2 separate regions of the Homo sapiens genome follow, and region 2 is linked to region 1. The links are chromatin contacts, found by Hi-C or POLR2A ChIA-PET in ENCODE. All regions are on one chromosome and are shown on one strand. The core of a region is the stretch at or near the end of the contact, and the rest is flanking DNA. Distances in the headings are between cores, read along the strand shown.

What was found. A loop is a pair of places that touch in the nucleus more often than their neighbours do. ChIA-PET counts read pairs that join two places held with the same protein, here RNA polymerase II (POLR2A). Pooled maps may share reads with other maps.
Region 2: a loop to region 1 is called in a map of endothelial cell of hepatic sinusoid, with 5 times the contacts of the local background. The contact joins two enhancer-like sites. A Hi-C loop is called at or near these places in 6 of 168 maps with a recorded cell type or tissue (cardiac septum, colonic mucosa, endothelial cell of hepatic sinusoid and 3 more) and 1 of 50 pooled maps. POLR2A ChIA-PET finds 5 or more read pairs at or near these places in 8 of 52 experiments (B cell, MCF 10A, Panc1 and 4 more).

Annotation. Positions count from the first base shown.
Region 1 is chr20:44,551,527-44,557,007 of GRCh38, reverse strand. It overlaps a transcript of PKIG not described here. Among named protein-coding and RNA genes, the nearest start is that of PKIG, 28 kb to the left of the region's middle. Within about 2 kb of position 3,732, at least 5 of the 41 ENCODE cell types and tissues checked have a DNase peak (open chromatin) inside an H3K27ac peak, as active enhancers do.
Region 2 is chr20:44,613,665-44,619,375 of GRCh38, reverse strand. PKIG (cAMP-dependent protein kinase inhibitor gamma) reads right to left here. Exons shown (of 4, transcript NM_001281445.2): 3 at 4,669-4,842; 4 at 339-1,091. The coding sequence starts at 4,819. The coding sequence ends at 1,012. Among named protein-coding and RNA genes, the nearest start is that of PKIG, 34 kb to the right of the region's middle. RefSeq lists enhancers at 875-1,602, 3,497-3,626. Within about 2 kb of position 4,053, at least 14 of the 41 ENCODE cell types and tissues checked have a DNase peak (open chromatin) inside an H3K27ac peak, as active enhancers do.

The DNA.
Region 1 (5,481 bases), core at 2,483-4,982:
AAGATGCATAAAACCCCCAGCAGTTTATTTTAAAACTGCAAACAATCCTGGAAGGCTTGAATAATGAGCTTGACAAATTGGAGACTTTTATTCCACTATCATAAAAATAATGAGTGGGGCTTTTTGAAAAGCATGGCATATTCCAAAGGTTTAGAAGAAAGAAAATCTTATGAAGGAGACTTAAACCTATATATCTAGTATTATTTTTACATACCAATTTGAGAAAACTAATAAAGCCAACAAATATCTATCAACCCTCTACTCTGCCATAAATAAAAAAGAAAAAAAGAAATGTTTCACTTGGAATCCAAATTTAGTACAGATCTTCATTAACTTACTACTATTGGCCAGGCGCGGTGGCTCATGCCTGTAATCCCAGCACTTTGAGAGGACAAGGGGGGCAGATCACCTGAGGTCAGGAGTTCAAGACCAGCGTGGCCAACATGGTGAAACCCCGTCTCTACTAAAAATACAAAAATTAGCCAGGCATGGTGGCACACGCTTGTAATCCCAGCTACTCAGAAGGCTGAGACAGGAGAATCACTTGAACCCAGGAGGCAGAGGTTGCAGTGAGCCGAGATCGCGCCACTGCATTCCAGCCTGGGTGACAGAACCAGACTCCATCTCAAAAAACAAACAAACAAACAAAAATCTTACTACTAATATTAGCCAAAAGACACTATTATGGCTAATAATTAAGTTTTGGTTGTAACATATGTGGGATAATGTGATATATAAGCCAAACACACTTTTTTTAAGCTCAGAGATTCAGCTAAATGAGAACAGAAAATAAAAAGATTATTTTAGGTAATAAATGATGTAGTTGTTCAGAGTAATAAAGCAGCAATAAACTTTAAATTAGGTCTCTAGGCTGGGTGTGGTGGCTCATGCCTGTAATCCCAGCACTTTGGGAGGCCAAGGCGGGTGAATCATGAGTTCAGGAGATCGAGACCATCCTGGCTAACAGGGTGAAACCCTGCCTCTACTAAAAATACAAAAATTAGCCAGGCATGGTGGCACGCACCTGTAGTCCCAGCTACTTGGGAGGCTGAGGCAGGAGAATCGCCTGAACCTGGGAGGCAGAAGTTGCCGTGAGCAGAGATCACGCCATTGCACTATTCCAGCCTGGGTGACACAGCGAGACTCCGTCTCAAAAAAATAAAATAAAATAAAATAAATAAAGTAGGTCTCTAATATTCCTCCCAACTCTTGGGTTTTATGACCTTATCACACAAGTATTTTCTTGTTAAAAAAAATGAGGTTCCCTAGCAAGTGGACAAAAAATAAATATACATATATGTGGAACAATAAAATAATCTATACACATATACACACACAAAATGAGTGGGAGTACTAAGATGAAAGAAATATTTTCAGAGTATGAACAGGATGCTTTTCAGATGAAATCCTCAAGTATCAACAAAGAACTGTGGGTGAGCTTAAATCATGTGGGCCTAAACTACTCTGTAACTTATCTAAAGCCAACAGGATGGTATCTCTGAATTTAGACACAGAAAGATACATGGTAGTTTGGATATTTAGAAGGATTTAGTTTAAAGCCAATGTTTACAAGAATATTTATAAACTTACATAAAACCTATAGAATTTGGCAAGCTTTGGAGAGACAAACAAACAATTCTGGTCAGAAATGAACTTCCTGTAAATAGATGTCAGTGTTTTGACAGTACACTGTTAAGCACTATTCCTTATAGTTTTTGTAAAAGGAATAAAACAAAGGTAGAGAATACACACATCTCTCAATACATTTTCATGTTTGTTTACTTGTTTGTTTTCAATTGAAATTAAAACATTTCTTAATTTCTAATACTGACGATAATTCTATCGATAGTATCTTTTCTTTTTTCTTTAAGAATAACATCAACAAAAATAATAATGACAACATCAACAAAAATAGCACAGTAACATGTTAAATGATTTCTGGCAGTCTGTCAAAAATACAGATATTAAAACAGATATTAAAATAGGACACTTAAATGATATTAAGCTTCAACAAATCTGTAAAACCCAAAACCGTAACAATTTTTAATACCCTACTCTCAGAAAAGAAAAAATGTCACATTACTATAGAACAAAAGTAAATCAATAAGATGATTATTTTCCTGTATCTTATCGAGTTGGGGGAAATCCTGTCTCTGTAGGTGCCCCCACGCCCCCTGCCCTTTTCAGAAGACTTTCTTCAAACTGCAGGTAGCCTGGAAGTCTTCCCAGAAAATCTTTGAAAAAACACAGTCTGTTGTCTTCTGCATAGACACTTTGGATCTTACAAAGCACTTAGAGGTTTGTCCTCTGCTAAAAACAAGTTAGGAAAACCAAGAATCTGTTTTTTGCCCCCAAGCTGGAAGCTCCTGCCCACCAGCAAACTACTGCCTATTCCAGCTCTGTCCCCACTGGTACTTGCCACCCCCTCACCCCCTCACCCTTGTCCCAGTTCTTAGCTAGCAATTAGCATCAAGTCTGGACCCTGCTCAAAAACCCATCCTTCCCCTTGCTCTGACTACCAAGTTAAAAGTTCCTACTCAAAATGGGGTGTTGGTTACATAGGTATATGCATTTGTCATGAGCATTTCACTATATGTTAAATTTATCTGGATTAAAAAATTTTTTAGGCCTTGCACAGTGGCTCACACTTATAATCCTAGCACTTTGGGAGGCTGAGGTGGGTGAATCACTTGAGGCCGGAGTTCGAGACCAGCCTGACCAACATGGTGAAACCCTGTCTCTACTAAAAATACAAAAAAAAAATTAGCCAGGCATGGTGGTGTGTGCCTGTAATCCCAGGTACTGGGAAGGCTGAGGCACGAGAATTGCTTGAGCCTGCGAGGCAGAGGTTGCAGTGAACTGAGATTGAGATCATATCACAGCACTCCAGCCTGGGCGACAGAGCAAGATTCTGTCTCAAAAAAAAAAAAATTTTTTTTTAAATTAATAAACTGGTCTACAATGCTCTGCTGTCACTGTTAGCTTCTCTGAATTTATTTTGTGCCAAACTTCCCTCTCACTGTCCTTTGGTCACTTTTTTCAGCTTCTCCAAGGGCAAGCTCTTCTCTCGACCCCAAGACTCATAGCTCATTTCAGCATGTAATACTCTTCAGCCAACCCCACATTCCCCTAACTAACCCTTTTCTCCTAGTTAATGCCTACTCACCCCACCAGACTCAGCTTGGGTGCCTTTTCCTCCAAGGAGCCTTCCTTCCTCCCCTCACCCGTGTGCACAGGAACATGTTCACATATGCAGGCCAAGGCATCTCTCTGTTCCCTTAGCATTTACTATAAACGAGCATTAGAGTATAAGGTCCATGACAGCAGGCACTATGTTTTTATTAGTCACTGTCATAACCCTAGCACCAAGTATATCACAGATGATCAGTAAATGTTCATTTAATGAATGTTAAATGAAGGCACAAAGATATCAGTCATTCTGATCTATAAAGCTTCCTTCACCATTTTGCTGATCTAATGTGCTGTCTGGCCTCTCTGTTATCTGAAATCCATCTGTGAAGCTACCACAGCTCTGACTCTAATACTGCTTGGGTTTCCTATCTCAGAAGAGCAAACTTTCCAGGTTCAACTTAAGGCAACCATTTTCAAAGAGCAAAATGTGTTTACTCTTAACATGTACACTTCAGGCACTTGTCTAACCTCTCAGCCAACAGAAGTGGTTTGTCTAGACAAGGGTTTATGTGAGATATTCACTACATGGCGTTGGTCATACTGGCACTCCGAGGCAGCATAAACTTTAGCCTTTCCTGGGATGGAATTAATGACCTGATACCTTCAAGCTTTCAACTTTGGAAAATCACAAAAAAGTAAGTCAACTGATTCCCTAAAAATTCTCTCTCTTGCAAGGTTGTTATGAGGCGGTGGGAAGAAAAATGAGAAAGATGAGTCAGTGTGAGTCAGTGTTAAGAAAAAAGCTCTGCTTCTGGTAAACAGTTTGCTCTTTTACTGACAGGACTAGGATTACCCGACTCCCACTTCTAAAAATACACAAATAACAGGTGGTATACATTATATAAGTGGTTCCAAAACACAGACTCAGATCATTGACTCTAAAAAGGGAACAGTTAATCAGCAATGAGCCAGACCTTCCCCAGAGCCTGCTTCTCGGAGAAGCCCCCAGACTAAGTAAGCATTTCCCTAAAGACAATTAAGATCCTAAATGCTTCCACTGCCCACTCAAGTGACCTAAAGGAATGACTGAACCTCCCTTACAATAACAACTACTTCATGAGCACCTACTACGTGCCAATAACTCTGCTAGGCTTCATACAATTCATCTTTAAACTTTACAACAATCCTGTAAGATGGTTGTTATTATCCATGTTTTACAGATAAGGAACCTGGCGCACAGGGGTTGGGTTAGATTTATATACAGTTGCATAGTGGCAGCACCAGATTTGATTCAAAAGTGCCTGCTTGTCTCCTTTCATTCCAAACTGAATTCAGAAATATATATGAATTACCCTGAGCAAGGCAATGCATCAGGTACTGCAGGGGATACAAGCTAGAAAAGGCTACTCCAATTATCAAGAAAGCAAAATTGGAAGTAAATGAGACTATGTAGGAGAGCTTCATCTCTCTATTTCCAAGATCCCAAACAAGGCCCGCCACACATAAGTTGCCCAGGAAATTACTACTGAAACATATGTGGAAGAAAAGGGAAACACACAATCAAATGTAACACAGGCAGTCTGTGCTTAGTGTCACAAGACAGAATGTGCTGTGATGATTTAGATTGTATCCTGATGGATGGCTTTGAGAAATACGCGCAAACAACGTGGCATTTGAGATAAGTCTGACAAACAGACTGACAGACAACAGAGAAAAGTAAAGAGATCAATGGAATATGTCAGGGGTAGTAACAGTTGAGACAAACCCTTTGGTACCTCTAGCAGCACAGGGAGAAATAAAGCTAGAAGAAACAGATTCTACATTGTGTTGGCCCTGAGTCTGCTTCAAGTCCCTTTTTATATAGAAAAGTGTAGCAATTACGAATATTTCCTAGCCGATTCCAATACACGGGGAGACACTCTTAATGGTTAAATAAATAAAAATCTGCTGTATAACCTTTTGTGGAACAAAGTGGTGGTGGTAGAATACAACAGAATAAATGAATATTTGTTTACAAATCTAGAGCATATGTGGTTGTAGAACTAAAGGAGAATTACAGATAAGTTCTACCACCTTTATTACCTCAACTCTGAATCATGATGATAAGGATTCTGTGACAGCACATTTTATTTTAATTTAACCTATAGCTCCTTCAGCAGAAGACCAGTCAAGTCAATGACACTCAACAGGCACAGCTGGCTAGAGGACTTTCTGGAAACGGAGGGGATGGGAGGCATTTTTTGGTTGACACAACAGTCAATTGTCTCCTCATTCAAATGGGCATTTAGTAGGTAGAGACCAAGATGTTAAACATCCAGCAAATTGAGGGGCTGTCTTATAGAAACAAAA
Region 2 (5,711 bases), core at 2,804-5,303, 62 kb before region 1:
AGAGGGGTCCAGAGGCTGTCCTCCTTCCAGAAGAAATAAGGCTTCTCTGGTTGTTGCTCAAACATTCCCTGAACTCTCAGCCCCTCCTAACTCTAGGTTTTAAGGAGTAAAGCTTCCTTTTGGGTTCCTGAAGCTGGCAGTTGGGGTGAGAGCAGATGAGATGGAAGAGGGCTCATCAGACACTGGCCTTGGAGGGTGCTGGCCTCTGCAGAACGCCAGCATCTTCTCAGAATCGTATGTTCTAGAAGCCTGGGGCAAGTCCGGCTAATTGTGGACTTGGGGAAAATAAGGCCCAACCCCTGTTTTTGCAAGGTTAAGGAGAAATAATCTTAAACCAGTCACACAAATCATCGGCATTTATTTCCTGGGTCCTAGGTGTCACTTATCCTGGTGGACAGGGCAGAGGTGGTCAGATCGTTTTGAGCCAAAATCCCTTCCCTAAAAATGGATCTGTGGAGCTCCATGAGGGAACCTCAGAGATGCACAATGACAGTTTAGCTAAAATGGCTTAAAAAATGTGAATTGATTGTCAGCTCTCTCCATATCTGCTGAAAAAAGGTTTAAAATTTTTAAAAAGTTTAAAAGTGTTTTCTAAAAAAGGGACAAGCAGGTCTGGACCCAGAAGATTGGGCTGGAGAGGAGGTGTTGGTGTTGGGACAGGGTCCCTGCCCGGGCCGCTCGCGAGAGGAGCGTTCCTGTGTGGGCTGCTCACTGTAGGGCAGGCCCCGCCCAAGTCCCGGCGCCAGCTCAATAAATAACATCTTGTGGTTACAGTGTCTTGAAAGTGTACCTGGGCACGGTGCGAAGGTGGTGGGAATGTGAAGCCTGTGGGTGTGGGCAGAGGGCTTTCCCGGAGTGGAGGCCACAGAGGCCTCTGGGGAGCCTTCTCAGTCTGGCCTGGTTTATCTGGGACATGGAGCTCAGAGAAGAGGCTGCTGGGCCAGTGCCAGGGTTCCCCCTCTGGGAGGGGACAGAAGGTCTCTCGTCCAGCCTTCTTGGACAAGGTCAGATTCAAGACGAGGTGGTCCCATCGCTGCTCTGGGGCTGGTTGCCAGCTTCCTTGTCTGGGGCGCTTCCCTCCACCTGTCCTTCTGGAGAGGAGAGAAAGAGGTTTTTCTTGGGCACATATACACAAAGTAATGCACAGAAGGAGGTGTGAAAGGGCCCAGCCAAACTGATAGCAGTGGATATGCCCTGGGGAGCAAGACGAGCTGGAGCTGGACTGAGGTGGTGGTGGCCTATGGACTTTAGCCTGGTCTGTAACATCTTTTTACATGGAAATACACATAGTGTTTGTTAGTATAATTAAGAGTCAATTAAGGGCCATTATGGATGGGTGCTTAAAGCATCAAGTGAAGGGCTCTTGAAGGTTGCTTTGTTTGTGCAGGTTCCCCAGAGGGAGAGGCCAGATGTTAAGTCCCCAGTGTGTCACAGGTGCTCAGCAAATGGCAGCTGTTCTGTTTGTTTGTTTTTTTTTTAATTTTTGTATTTTTAGTAGAGACGGGGTTTCACCATGTTGGCCAGACTGGTCTCAAACTCCTGACCTCAGGTGATCTGCCTGCCTCAGCCTCCCAAAGTGCTGGGATTATAGGTGTGAGCCACCGTGCCCGGCCAATGTTCTTCTAAGAGAGTAAAGAGCACTGAACCAGGCCAGCTCAGGGAGCGCCAGGGTGTGGCCTGCATCAGAGTCTGTGGGGGCCAACCGTGCATCATGGGGTGTGTGTTGTACCTCCTTCTCAAATCCATCCTGTCAGACATCTTGGTGGGGTGAGGGGCAGCAGCAGGCTCACAGAGATGGAGCACCTCACTGAGGGGAGTCAGGATACAAGCCAAGTCTCCTCACTTTCAGCTTCCCTTGAGCCCCCCTGTGCAAGGTGGGACAGGCAGCTCCTGCCACCCACTGGACCAGCAGTGCAGGTTGAGGGGAGTGCCAAACTCACACCCAGGCCCCAGTCTCCATGCTTTCCTCCTCAGGCTGCATGATAAACAGGTGTCTTTTCATAAGGTGCACCACGTGGGGCCTGGCATGTGGGCAGAGCTCAATAGGTGGTACATTCTTAAACCCCAGTGACACTGTGCAATGTTACTAGGTGCCCTACAAGCTCACTGAGGGCCTGAGTTCAAATCCAGCCCAACCAGACCACACCTTTTTATCCTTCAGGCTAAGCCCTTCACAGAACCAGGAGAATCACCACCCTATAGCAAGCTCCAGGGTCTGCAGATGGATGGGCACTTTCTCGTGCAATGCACACAGTAACATGGAGGTGTAACTAGGGTCATGATATGCATGAGAAAACCGAGGCCCAGCGAGGTGAGCTGATTTGCCTGGATCAAGGGTGGAGAGCCCTGCCTGCCACCAAGGCTAGTACCCCTTCTACCAAATTTAACCTCCTCCAATAAGCAGCATTCCTGAAGGTTTATAGAGGCCTGACATCAGCACTGCCTCACTGTGCCCCTGCGGCAAGCTAGGAAGTGGGTGGTAGCTCGGGACCCTATTCCGAGCCCGCTGCCTGGAAAGCCTGCTTTTATTCCCAGCGGGGTGGCGCCTGGAACTCTGTACTCCCCCTGCCTTGGGGAGTCGCTGGAGTGGGCGTGGCCCGCAGCCCCGCCTGTGAAACGGAACTGCTCCCTGCGGGCTTCCTGGAAGGCTCCTTGGCCAGTCACTCTTGCCTGGACGCCACCGTGAGTGTTTCCTTTCCTTCAGTGAGCACTGTTCTTTCCTCAGGCCCCCTTTTTAAATGTCAGTCACCCTGGCAGGTGAATGTCATGTAGCCAGAGGACCCATACTTTAGGGAATCTGAGTCAGGGAAAACAGGTGTTAGGAGAGCCTGGGCACATGGGCCAGCAGCTACAACTGCTGAGGGAGAGAGAGACAGAACAGAGCTCACCAGAGCTGAGGGTGAGGACACAGAAGCCTTGAGAGAGAGCCCAGGGCAGCGTGCCCAGTGTGGCAGCTGGACATGCTGGTCATTCAGTCGGTCAATGAACAGCCATTGACTCGGTACCTCCATCATGTGCCAAACACCACCAGGCACCGAGGGCACAAGACACAGAGCCTGTGCTGGAGAAGCTCAGTCTAGAGCAGGGCCATTATGCTCAGTGGGCTCATGGAGGCAGCAGGGAGAAGAGGTGCCTCCCCGGTCTGGGAGGGGTACTGCGGTCAGGGAAGGCTTCTCAGCTGAGCAGATGCCTGGGTCTCTAAGAATGAAGAGAACCCAGCCAGGCAAGGGGAGGGAGGGGAGAAGCAAACAGAGGTGCAGCGTGTGAAGGCCCACAGGGGCTTCTGAGCGATCAAAGTACTTGACTATGGCTGGCGAGAGGATGAGAGTTGATGCTGGAGAGGCGAGCAGGGTGAGCCTGTGGAGGTTCTGCCTGGGCCACGTGACAGAGGAGAATGAATAGATTATGGGACAGGGAAGGCTTTTGGGGTGGGGTTCCGTCGACAGGGTGCTGGGGGCTCTCTCTCAAGCCGGCCAGATTCTATGTTAACTCCCTGGGTGGCCCAGAGCAAGTCCTCCAACTTCTCTGGGCCTCAGTTTGTCCATCTGTAACATGAGAGGGCTGGGTCCAAGCCCCGGCAAAGTCTTCTCTGTTCTGTACTTTTGATTCACTTCTGGCCAGTGAGGGGCAAGAAGACTAGGGCTACCCAGGGAGGGGCAGGGCTGTGGCCCTCCGGACAGCCCACGGGGAGACAGTTGCAGCCTGATGGCTGTGCTGTGAGAAGCACACACGGCCTCTGTGGCGCTGTGAGAGCAGGAGGGAAAGGCCTCAGCCGTGCAGGGGTCAGGGAAGCTTCCCAAGGAAATTCCCAGGCTGACTGTGGACTTGAGCCAAGGGGTTCTCTGGGGGAATGGAGGGGGTGGGGGTGTTCCAGCCAGGACTTGGGTGGGTGGATGCTGTTTCCTTTTGTCATTCGGTCTGTGGTTACCAAGCACCTGCTGTGTGCCAAACAGAATGCAAGGCCTCTGCCCTCCCGGCGCTCACATTTAGACCCCTGAGACCTTGTCAGAGAGTGATGAGGGTCATGTGATTGGGGAAGGCTGATCTAGCACTCAGAGAAGGCCCCTTGGAGAGGCTTGACTGAGAAACAGACCAAAGGTAGATGTAGCTGGAGGGTGTCAGGGAGAGGAGTGGCACCGGGTGAGACTTGGGCAGGGCCCGGCCTACAGCAGGACTGCCCCAGGGCAATGTGACAAGCTTAGCTTCACTCAGTGAAGCCACTGGGGGATTTTTTTTTTTTGGCAGAAGCATGATGGACAGAATGGTTTAAATGGGGTCTGCTGGCTGCTGCATAGAGCTGAACAGGAAGGGCGGAGATGGGTGTAGGGAGCCCAGGGAAGCCGGCCGCTAAAGTCAGCCAGGTGAGAGCTGTGAGTGGCCAGAGCCAGGTATAGCTGTGGGGATAGCGAGAAGTGGAGGGACCTGGGCTAGGGGGCAGGGGGACAGGAAGAGTCCCGGATGCCTGTCCAGAGGAGTCCTTGGGGCCTGAGACTCAAACATCTTCCAACCTAGAGATTGCTGGACTCTGCCACTGACCATGGGGCAGGCCTGACTTAAATGTGGTTTCTTCTCTAAGAAAGTATGGGCAGTCTAGGACTTGGAGGCTAGCCCGGGGCCCGGCAGAGGGCCTCTGGCATGCAGTAGTGCCAAGGACCTGCTGGCTCTAACCTGCCCCCTCGAGTGCCAGCTCGCCCATGTCTCCAGCCAGCTTCCTCACGCTCACAGCCTCTGAGTCTCCCTGGATGTCAGGGACCGCATTCCGACGGCCTGTCCGGTCACAGGAGATGAAGTCCGAGTAGGAGGACTCGACCTCCATCATGCCTGTCGCATCGCTCCTCAGGCCTGTGGGGACAGAAGGCAAGGGGGCAGAGGTAAGTCCAGATGCATTCTGCAGAGAGGACAGCTCCAGTTCCCCAGCACAGTGGCTTCTGTCAAAATGACAGTTATTGCCTCTTATTGAAAACAAAGCAAAAAGCACAGAAAAGTACAAAGAACAAAACAAGTCACTCATAATTCCACACCCAGACAACCACCATCAACATTTTAAAGAACATGGGCTCAGACTTTTCTTTAAATAAAATTATTGACAAACATGTACACACATTTATTAATACCATGCGCCAGGCACTGGCACAGATACCACCATGAACAAACTGGCCATGGTCCCTGGCCTCACAGAGCTTACCATCTACTACAGGTGGCATAAAGTCACCTCGTACCTAAGTCATGGCCTTGGTGCTCAAGGCTTCAAGGGAGAATGCAGGGTGCTGGAGTGATCACTGGGACCTGATCAAGGCTGGGGGTCACAAAGTGACATTTTAGCTGAGAACCAAGGAGGACGAGGCGTCATGCAGATGAAGAGTGAGGGGAAGAGCACTACAGAGAGGGGAACAGCATGTGTGAAGGCTCTGAGGGAGGGAGGCATGAGGGCTTGGAAGGACAGAAAGAGCCAGCAGGCGGGAGCATGGCAGAAGAGGGACAATGACACCAAGGACACTGCTGAGGTAGGCAGGAGCCAGACCACATCTGGAACTTGGTTCCTGAGGGGCTTTAGGCAAGGCCATGAAGTAGCAGCCGTGCATTTTCAAAGGTGACTGTGGCGGCCGGGCACAGCAGTGCTGGGAAGGGGCAAGTTAGGAGGCTCCTGTGAAGTTCAGGTGCCAAGATGGTGGGTGGAGGAGGGGGGCAGTGGGAAGGATTCTAGATATAAC